3 separate regions of the Homo sapiens genome follow, and regions 1 and 3 are each linked to region 2. A link is a contact called in ENCODE Hi-C or POLR2A ChIA-PET data. All regions are on one chromosome and are shown on one strand. The core of a region is the stretch at or near the end of the contact, and the rest is flanking DNA. Distances in the headings are between cores, read along the strand shown.

Region 1 (2,862 bases), core at 356-2,855, 46 kb after region 2:
TGAAATAAGTCTTACAGGGCTGAAATCAAGCTTAGTTCCTTCTGAAGGCTCCAGGAAAATCTATTCCTTGTCTTTTCCGTTGTTTGAGGCTGCCTGCATTTGTTGGCTCATGGCTCCATCACTCCAACCTCTGCTTCTGTTGTGCCATCTCCTTCTTCTGCCTTTGACCTTCTTGCTTCCCTCTGATAAGGACTTTGTGATTATATTTAGGGACTGCCCAGATAAGCTAAGATAATCCTCCCATCTCAAGATCCATAACTTAATCATATCTTCAAAGTTCCTACTGTCCTGTAAAGCAGCATCTTCCCAGATTCTGAGATCAAGACATGGACATCTTTTGCGAATTATTCTACCTACCACAAGCATGAATTAACCTCTGTATTTAGGAAAAAATTTTATAAAAGAAATTTTCTGGACTTCACTGCCAGTTCCCTGACAATTCCTTTTACTTCTAATCTACTCGCCAGAGGCCAGGGGTCTCGGACACTTAAAGGTTTCTAACATTAGCACTTACTCCATTGGGGAATAGTGCCTGGAATAGGGGGCCAAGCGGTGTTGGGGGCAGGGGACACAGAGATTTGTGTCCTTAAGTAAATGAAGAGGGCAGGGATATAGTCAGATGAGTCTGTATTGGTGAATCCACTTTCAGAAACAATTTGATGACATTCAGGGACAAGCCACCACTGGAGTTGCTTTATCAAATATTAGCACAGTAGCTCAGAGCCTAGAGTCTAGAAGCTGATCCTCTAGGGTCAAATCTTTGCTCTGCCCTTGGCTATTTGTAGAAGCTCCAAGTCTCACTGTCCACACGTGTAAAATGAGGATAATAACAGTCCCTTCCTCAAAGGGCAAGGACCATCATTACGAGATAAAAGTGTATTGAAGGTGCTGAATTCATATTAGCTGTGAGATAAATAAACACATTTCTAAGCTCTCTTAACTAATAGACAAGAATGATTTATAGCCACGAGACAATCACATAGTTCCAAGTGCTAATGAAATCTTCTGCTTTGGGGAAGCAGACGGAACACTCTCCCTGAGGTTGAAATGTATTGATAGTTTCTTTCAGGACAGGGAGTAAGTCCTACTATCTCAGGACCTCAAACTCCTGGTTCTGTGCCTTGCACCAGTCAGTGTGCAACACACATTTGTTGAATTAACCAACTCTCTTTATCACAGATGAAACAGCAAAAACCTTGGGCTTAGTCCAATTCCAGATTATATCAAATAGTTGGAGTCCATTTTTGATTCTGGAAAATGGGATGTCCAGGGCAAGAAGCAGCTTATTCAAGGTCACAGAGCAAAGCTTTAAAAGAAAATCACCCTCCATGACTTCAGGGACTGTTTTACTATTAGATAACAGAAGTTTTTTATTACATACAACTACTTTATTAGTCAACAAGGGGCTAAAATTAAAACAGGAAAGACGACCCGAGGCTCTCAAGAGACTTGGCTGATCTTTTCCCTCCACAGCTCTGACAGTGATGGGGGATTCAGTGTCTGCAGAAAAGGTTCACTGACAGCTATGTTCTTTTTGGGCAACGGAGAGCAGGAGCTGCTTCAGAGAGTCCGAGAAGGGACAGGTGTCAGGCAACAGGACACCAGCAAATGCCTCCACACCCGAAGCCAACGCCCTCCTTGACTCCTCCCCATGTGCCATGGAACAACTCGTTCCTGGTGACTGAAAGGGAAACATATGACCAGAAGAGGAAGAAAGACATTGTTGGGAGACCTGTTCTTCCTGCTGATGACAGACACCATCAAGAAGTGGCTCTAAAGAACAACTGGTGACCTTGAGTGGGCTGCTCAGGAGAGCAGAGTGGCTCCGGGCTTTCTGGCATCCAAGATGACTCAGGACCTGGGAGGCTGCAGATGAAGTCAAAGAGACAAGCAGGCCACTCTGAAGCAGCTTCCCCTCTGGAGCCCCCATGCCTACCCTGAGGCCTCCCAAGAGAGCAGCCAGAGTGGTCTTCTAGAAGGAAGGAAGAAAGGTCAAGTCATTCTCTGCCTAAACCTTTCAACTGCATCCCATGGAGTCTCACATAAAATCTAAAATCCTGCCAGGACCAGACCCTGTAGCTCTGAGTCTCTCTGGAGGCCACTTTCCCTTGTTTATGGCACTTGGGCCCCTTCTTGTGGCTGGGCCTTTGCCTTACTTCCCCCACCTGCAAAACTCAGCCATCCAGTGACCCTCCAACCTAAATCTGTTCTCTTGCATTTGCTCAAGGACTCTTAGCCATCTTAGCTAAGAGCAAAGGCTCTTAGCCATCACAGCCTTCATCACAATCTATAATCCTATTTTCATGCATATGTTTATTTGGTTAATACCTTTTTTTCTCACTAAGCTATACTTTTCATGAGAACTGGGGCTGTTGTCGGCAGAATAATGCCTGCCCCTGCCGCTACAACATGTCCAGGTCCTAATCCCTGGAAACTGTGAATCCATTTCATTACATGGCACAAGGGACTCTTTGGATGAGATTACTTAAGGATCTTGAGGTGGGGAGATTATCCTAGATCATCTGGGTGGGCTCAATGTCACCACAAGGGTCCTCAGAAGAGGAAGGCAGGGTCAGAGAAGGAGATGTGATCATGCAAGCAGAGGCCAGAATGAGGAGGGGCGACAAGCAAAGTTATGTGGGCAGCCCCTAGATGCTGGCAAAAGGCAAGGAGATGGATTCTCCCTGAGACCTTCCAGAACAAACCAGCCCTATTGACATCTCGGTTTTTAGCCCAATGAAGCCCGTTTTGGACATCTGGCCTCTAGAACCATAAGATAATAAACCTGTGTGCTTTTAAGCCACAAAGTATGTGGTCATTTGTTACAATAACAATAGGAAGTGAATCCAGGGGCCATGTCTG
Region 2 (2,836 bases), core at 212-2,711:
GACAGCATTCTGTTGGCCATTCACACCAGCTGCATGCACTTACCAGGAGTCAGTGTGTGAGGACAGTGATGAAAGACCAGCAGAGTGGTGGCTGATGTGTATTAAGTATCATCAGCAAACGATGCAGTCAATTGTTTGGACAGGGATGTGTAAACACCAGTAATACCACCCCCAAACCAGACGCCTGTCTAGATAAAGAGTTTTTCAAACTATGTTCAGCCTCATTGAGTTCATTTCGAGGACCAGTAGTTTAAGATGAATGACAGGATGAAAAAGGACATTATGCACTGAAAGTAACACCTTCTCATTTAGTTGCCTGTATGCTCATCTGTCCTGTTCCTCCGCAGTGAGCACAATTCCCAGCACGCACAGAGCAGGCACCCACAAGCTGTCACTGAATGAATGAATTCTAGATTCATCATAGCACTCCCAGCCCCTAGCACCGTGACTGGCTCAGAGTATCCAATGTGGGCCAAAAGAAGAAAGAACGTCACTGTGAAAATTAATTTTCCATCTACATCAAAATCACAGTTTGAATTTTCCTCTTTTAACCTGTGATGTTATTGCTAAAATACTCCTGGCATTGTGTTCATTCATTTGGTGTTTACTGAGCCCTTGTTGTGTACTGGGCTTTGCTGAGATTGTATTTCCTGTGGTTGAAGCAAGAGCGCTGGCATCAGAGGGATCTCAGAATCCCAGCTCTGCTCCTTACTTACTGTATGTCTTGAGGTGGGTTACCTCACCTCTCTGGGCCTCAGTTTCCTCATCGATCAAAGGAAACTAATAATACTTAACCCTGTAGTTGAATACGAGGATTGAATGAGATAAAAGAGTTGGAAACAGGCCTTGGCATCCAGTGGGAAGTATAGCACAGTGGTTAGGAGCATGGGGGCTTAGAGTAGGACTAACGGGTTAGAATCCTGATCTGTCATTTAGTGGCTGTGTGACCTTGGGTGGGTGCATTAACCTCTCTGAGCTTCAGTTTTATTATCTGCAAAATGGGGCCAACAGCTGCTGCCTTTCTGGGTTGTCAGGAGAACCACATGAAATCAGGCATGTAAAGGTGTAGGCACCTCTCTATGCCTAGTACATTTCATGGTAACTTTCCATGAGATCACTGGCTATTATAAAAAGTTGTTAAGTGATTAATAAAATAGTAAACAGACACACATACACTTGTACAAATATATATAAGTGATATATCTATACACATATCACAACTGTTTATCTGTCCACCCATCCGTATACTAATCTAAAATGCCACTGATAGCCACCCATGATCTTTGACTAACATTTTTTTCTTCATCTGCTTAAGGCGACAGTCCCCGGGTAGCTGACTCACAGAAAGTCTGATTCACATGTCTGAGGAGGTCACCCAGCCAGTTGGCAGGAGGCAGCCCAGAATGAGTCAGGGCTGACCCTGCATCCCCCAGGTTGCTGTCCCAGGCAGGGCATTTGCTGTGGCTGCTGGAGCAGAGGTGGAGGAAGGGTGGGCAGAGCAGCCAATTACTCCATGTTGACATTTCAATATTTGAGACTGTGGGCAGAGTCCCTCCCCTGGGTACTTAGTTCCTGAACAGCCACCTACACTCATCACAGGCCAGATCCCAGAAAATACCCTCCCCACTGCAGACCGCAGAGCAAATCACCGCCAACAGGCTCCAAGACTCCCTGGACTCTCCTGCTCAGGGTAACTGCAGGAAAGTCTCAAGCTTCAGATTTCCACGCCTTGTCTTCTTTCCCTCCTTACAACCTCTTTCCCTTCAGCAGCTGCTGAAGTCTTTGCTTCTCTCACTCCCGTATGACCTCAAGAGCTTCTGGAGAAACTACCGCACCAGTTTGGCACAGCTACTAAAGTGAAATATACATACAAATAACCCTGATATGGTTTGGCTGTGTCCCCACCCAAATCTCACCTTGAATTGTAATAATCCCCAAGTGTCAAGATCAGGGCCAGGTGGAGATAATTGAATTATGGGGGCAGTTTCCCCCATACTGTTCTCCTGGTATTGAATAAGTCTCATGAGATCTGATGGTTTTATAAAGGGGAGTTCCCCTGCACAAGCGCTCTTGCTTGCCACCATGTAAGACGTGCCTTTGTTTCCCCTTTGCCTCCCATCATAATTGTGAGGCCTCTCCAGCCATGTGGAACTGTGAGTCCATAAAACCTCTTTCCTTTATAAATTACCCAGTCTCCGGTAGGTCTTTATTAGCAGCGTGAAAACGGACTAATACAAATCCACAACCAGCGATTCTTCCTCTAAGTAAGTACCCAACAGATATGAATTCTCATATTCACCCCTACACATGCACTAGAATGTTAAAGCAACCTATCTGTTGAAATCCCAAACTAGAACCAACCTGCAATGGATTGAATGTTTGTGTCCCCAATTCCGTATGTTGAAATCCTAATCCCAACGTGATGGTATTAGGAGGTGAGGCTTTGGAAGATAATTAAGTCATGAGAGCGGAGCCTCATGAATGGGATTAGTGCTCCTTTAAAAGGGACTCCAGCTAGTTCTCTTGCTGTTTCCTTGCCATATGAGGATATAAGGAGAAGTCAAAAGTCTGGAAGACGGCCCTCCCCAGAATCTGCCCATGCTAGCACTGGATCTTTGACTTTTCAGCCTTTGGAACTGTGAGAAATAAATTTCTTTTTTCTTTTTTTTTTTTTTGAGATAGAGTCTCGCTCTGTCATCCAGGCTGGAGTGCAGTGGCGCAATGTTGGCTCACTGCAACCTCTGACTCCTGGGTTCAAGTGATTCTCCTGCCTCAGCCTCCCAAGTAGCTGGGACTACAGGCTCAATTTCTGTTGTTTCTAAGCCACTCAGTCTGC
Region 3 (2,700 bases), core at 152-2,651, 46 kb before region 2:
TTTGAGCCACAGTTTGGGGTTTAGGAGAAAGAGCACTGGACATAGAGTCAGAAAACCTGTGCCCAACTTGCTGTGTGACCTTGAGCAAGTTACTCCACCTCTCTGGGCTTGGCTGCAGCTGCTGTGAACCCCAAATGGGACATCACATGGAAAAGGCTTTGTGACTTGGGTTCACAGGGCAGGATGAGGGAGTACCAAAGTAGCCCCACTCTGCCCTGGGAGCCCTTGCCAAAGGCCCCCAACCCTGTTCTTTGTCTTTACTGCCAGCAGCGGGACTCAGCAGTGAGGAGTACACAGGTTCCGCAAGTGCACAGGGTTCAGATCCTGGCTCTGATTTGAGTCTCACAAACTGCGTGACCTTCAGAAGTCATTTTACTCTCTAGTCTCAATTTCTCCTTTCTAAAAATGTGCTCCCGGGCGCTCCCACCCTGCCTGGGCTGCGTGAAAATAAATGAGATAATACTCAGCACCTGCCTTTTTATTCAACAACATTTATTGAGCACCTACGAGACATGGGTCACTGTGCTGGGGATATAATTTTTACAGGAACAATATTCTTGTAAAAACAGTCAGTTGGCCAGGTGCGGTGGCTCACACACTTTGGGAGGCAGAGGCGGGCAGATCACCTGAGGACAGGAGCTCGAGACCAGCCTGGCCAAGATGGTGAAACCCTATCTCTACTAAAAATACAAAAAAATTAGCCGGACATGGTGGTGGGCACCTGTAATCCCAGCTACTCAAGAGGCTGAGGCAGGAGAATCACTTGAACCTGAGAGGTGGAGGTTGCACTGAGCCAAGAACATGCCGTTGCACTCCAGCCTGGGCAACAAGAGTGAAACTCCGTCTCAAAAAACAAACACACAAACAAAAAAAACCCCAAAAAACCAAAGTCAGTCACTCATGCCCCTGTGGTGGAGACAGACAAATGTAAAACCCCCACAAAAATAAATATTAATTCCTTGTGTTATGTGCTCAGCAAATAGAAGTAGCTATTATTGTTGTTGTTCACGCATTTATTCCACAGAAGAACTCACTGAGCACCTATTATGTGCCAGGTACCCTTCTAAGCATTGGGGATATAGCAGTGACCAATGCAGACATGGCTGTCCACTTTAATAATTAACCGTGACAATAAATAGCAATAATTAGCCATGACAACATATAACAATAATAATTATTATATTACTATTCTCAGGCAATGCAGGTTCTCCCCAACACATTGGATGCCCTGGTTTTCTCACTGGTAGAATTACATACCTGTCTGCTGCCATCTGGCCCTCTGGGAGCTCCAAGCTAGAGCATGGGATTCCAGAATGTTCTTAGGTCTGATCCTCAGTGAAGCTCATGGGCTCTTTTTGGTCTGACTTGCGGGCACTCTGGCAGGCGCTCATCCCCCTGGCATAGACCCAGACCCCACGTGGGTTGGGAGAAGCTGAGCCTGTGACTCAGCCAGCCTGGCTTGTCAAGCAGAGATGAGAAGGGAGCAAGCAGCTGGCTGGGCTGTTAGCCATGGGGCCCTCCCAAGCCAGGCATAGGGCAGGTGCCTGGGGGACAGAGTGGGGCTTTGAGATGACAAGGGAAGGGCTCTAAGCTCAGGTGACTGCACCCTGGTGGTGGTGGCTGTCTCTAGTAAAGATAATTTTTTTTAGAAGGAGTCTCGCTCTGTTGCCCAGGCTGGAGTGCAGTGGCACGATCTCTGCTCACTGCCACCTCTGTCTCCCAGGTTCAAGCAATTCTCCAGCCTCAACCTCCCGAGTAGCTGGGATTACAGGCATGCACCACCATGCCTGGCTAATTTTTTTGTATTTTTCATAGAGACGGGGTTTTGCCATGTTGGCCAGGCTGGTCTCAAACTCCTGACCTCAGGTGATCCACCTGCCTCAGCCTCCCAAAGTACTGGGAATACAGGCATAAGCCACCACGCCTGGCTAAGAATATTCTTATAAGAATCACAGAGTATGCTGCCTTGTGAGCGAATGAGCTTCTCATCAATTAAATAACTCCAGCAGGATGCTATAAAGGGGACTCCAGAATTGCCTGTTCATCTGTCAGATGTATCCACCAGACTGAGCTCTACCTTCTGGGTCTTGTTTACACCATCATACCTCCAGTGTGTGGCACAGAGCACATCACATAGCAGTCGGCAAATATTTCTTATATTCATATATGCACAGATCAGAATGTTCTTTCTGGCTTTGACCACATGAGACTTTGACAACAAGTAGCCCTGCCATTTTATTCATTTGTCTCTTCATTCAACAAATATATCCTGAGCACCTACTATGTGCTGTCTCCTAGGCACTGGGGATATAGTAGTGATCAAGACTGATAAAAATTTCTGCCTTCGTGAAGTCTACCGTCTCACGATTGGAATTTCATTTTTATTTTTTAGAGACGGGGTATTAGTCTGTTCTCACACTGCTCATAAAGACATACCCGAGACTGGGTAATTTAGAAAGGAAAGAGGTTTAATGGACTCACAGTTCCACGTGGCTGGGGAAGCCTCAAAATCATGGTGGAAAGTGAAGGAGGAGCAAAGTCACGTCTGACATGGCGGCAGGCAAGAGAGAGCTTGTGTAGGGGAACTACCATTTATAAAACCAACAGATCTCATGAGACTTATTCACTATCATGAAAACAGCATGGGAAAGACTCACCCCCATGAATCAATGACCCCCCCATCGGGTCCCTCCCACAACA

What was found. Hi-C counts contacts between places; a loop is a spot of excess contacts on that map. ChIA-PET counts read pairs that join two places held with the same protein, here RNA polymerase II (POLR2A). Pooled maps may share reads with other maps.
Region 1: a loop to region 2 is called in a map of gastrocnemius medialis, with 8 times the contacts of the local background. The contact joins two enhancer-like sites. A Hi-C loop is called at or near these places in 3 of 168 maps with a recorded cell type or tissue (breast epithelium, gastrocnemius medialis and psoas muscle) and 2 of 50 pooled maps.
Region 3: a map of gastrocnemius medialis shows a loop between it and region 2 (4-fold over the local background). The contact joins two enhancer-like sites. A Hi-C loop is called at or near these places in 2 of 168 maps with a recorded cell type or tissue (PC-3 and gastrocnemius medialis) and 4 of 50 pooled maps. POLR2A ChIA-PET finds 5 or more read pairs at or near these places in 1 of 52 experiments (H1).

What each region holds. Positions count from the first base shown.
Region 1 is chr12:117,532,231-117,535,092 of GRCh38, forward strand. All of the region lies in intron 10 of KSR2 (kinase suppressor of ras 2), which reads right to left. Among named protein-coding and RNA genes, the nearest start is that of NOS1, 170 kb to the left of the region's middle. Within about 2 kb of position 1,606, at least 2 of the 41 ENCODE cell types and tissues checked have a DNase peak (open chromatin) inside an H3K27ac peak, as active enhancers do; they include gastrocnemius medialis and psoas muscle, where a contact is called at or near this core.
Region 2 is chr12:117,486,040-117,488,875 of GRCh38, forward strand. All of the region lies in intron 14 of KSR2 (kinase suppressor of ras 2), which reads right to left. Among named protein-coding and RNA genes, the nearest start is that of NOS1, 130 kb to the left of the region's middle. Within about 2 kb of position 1,462, at least 5 of the 41 ENCODE cell types and tissues checked have a DNase peak (open chromatin) inside an H3K27ac peak, as active enhancers do; they include gastrocnemius medialis and psoas muscle, where a contact is called at or near this core.
Region 3 is chr12:117,440,475-117,443,174 of GRCh38, forward strand. No RefSeq gene overlaps it. Among named protein-coding and RNA genes, the nearest start is that of NOS1, 80 kb to the left of the region's middle. Within about 2 kb of position 1,402, at least 4 of the 41 ENCODE cell types and tissues checked have a DNase peak (open chromatin) inside an H3K27ac peak, as active enhancers do; they include gastrocnemius medialis, where a contact is called at or near this core.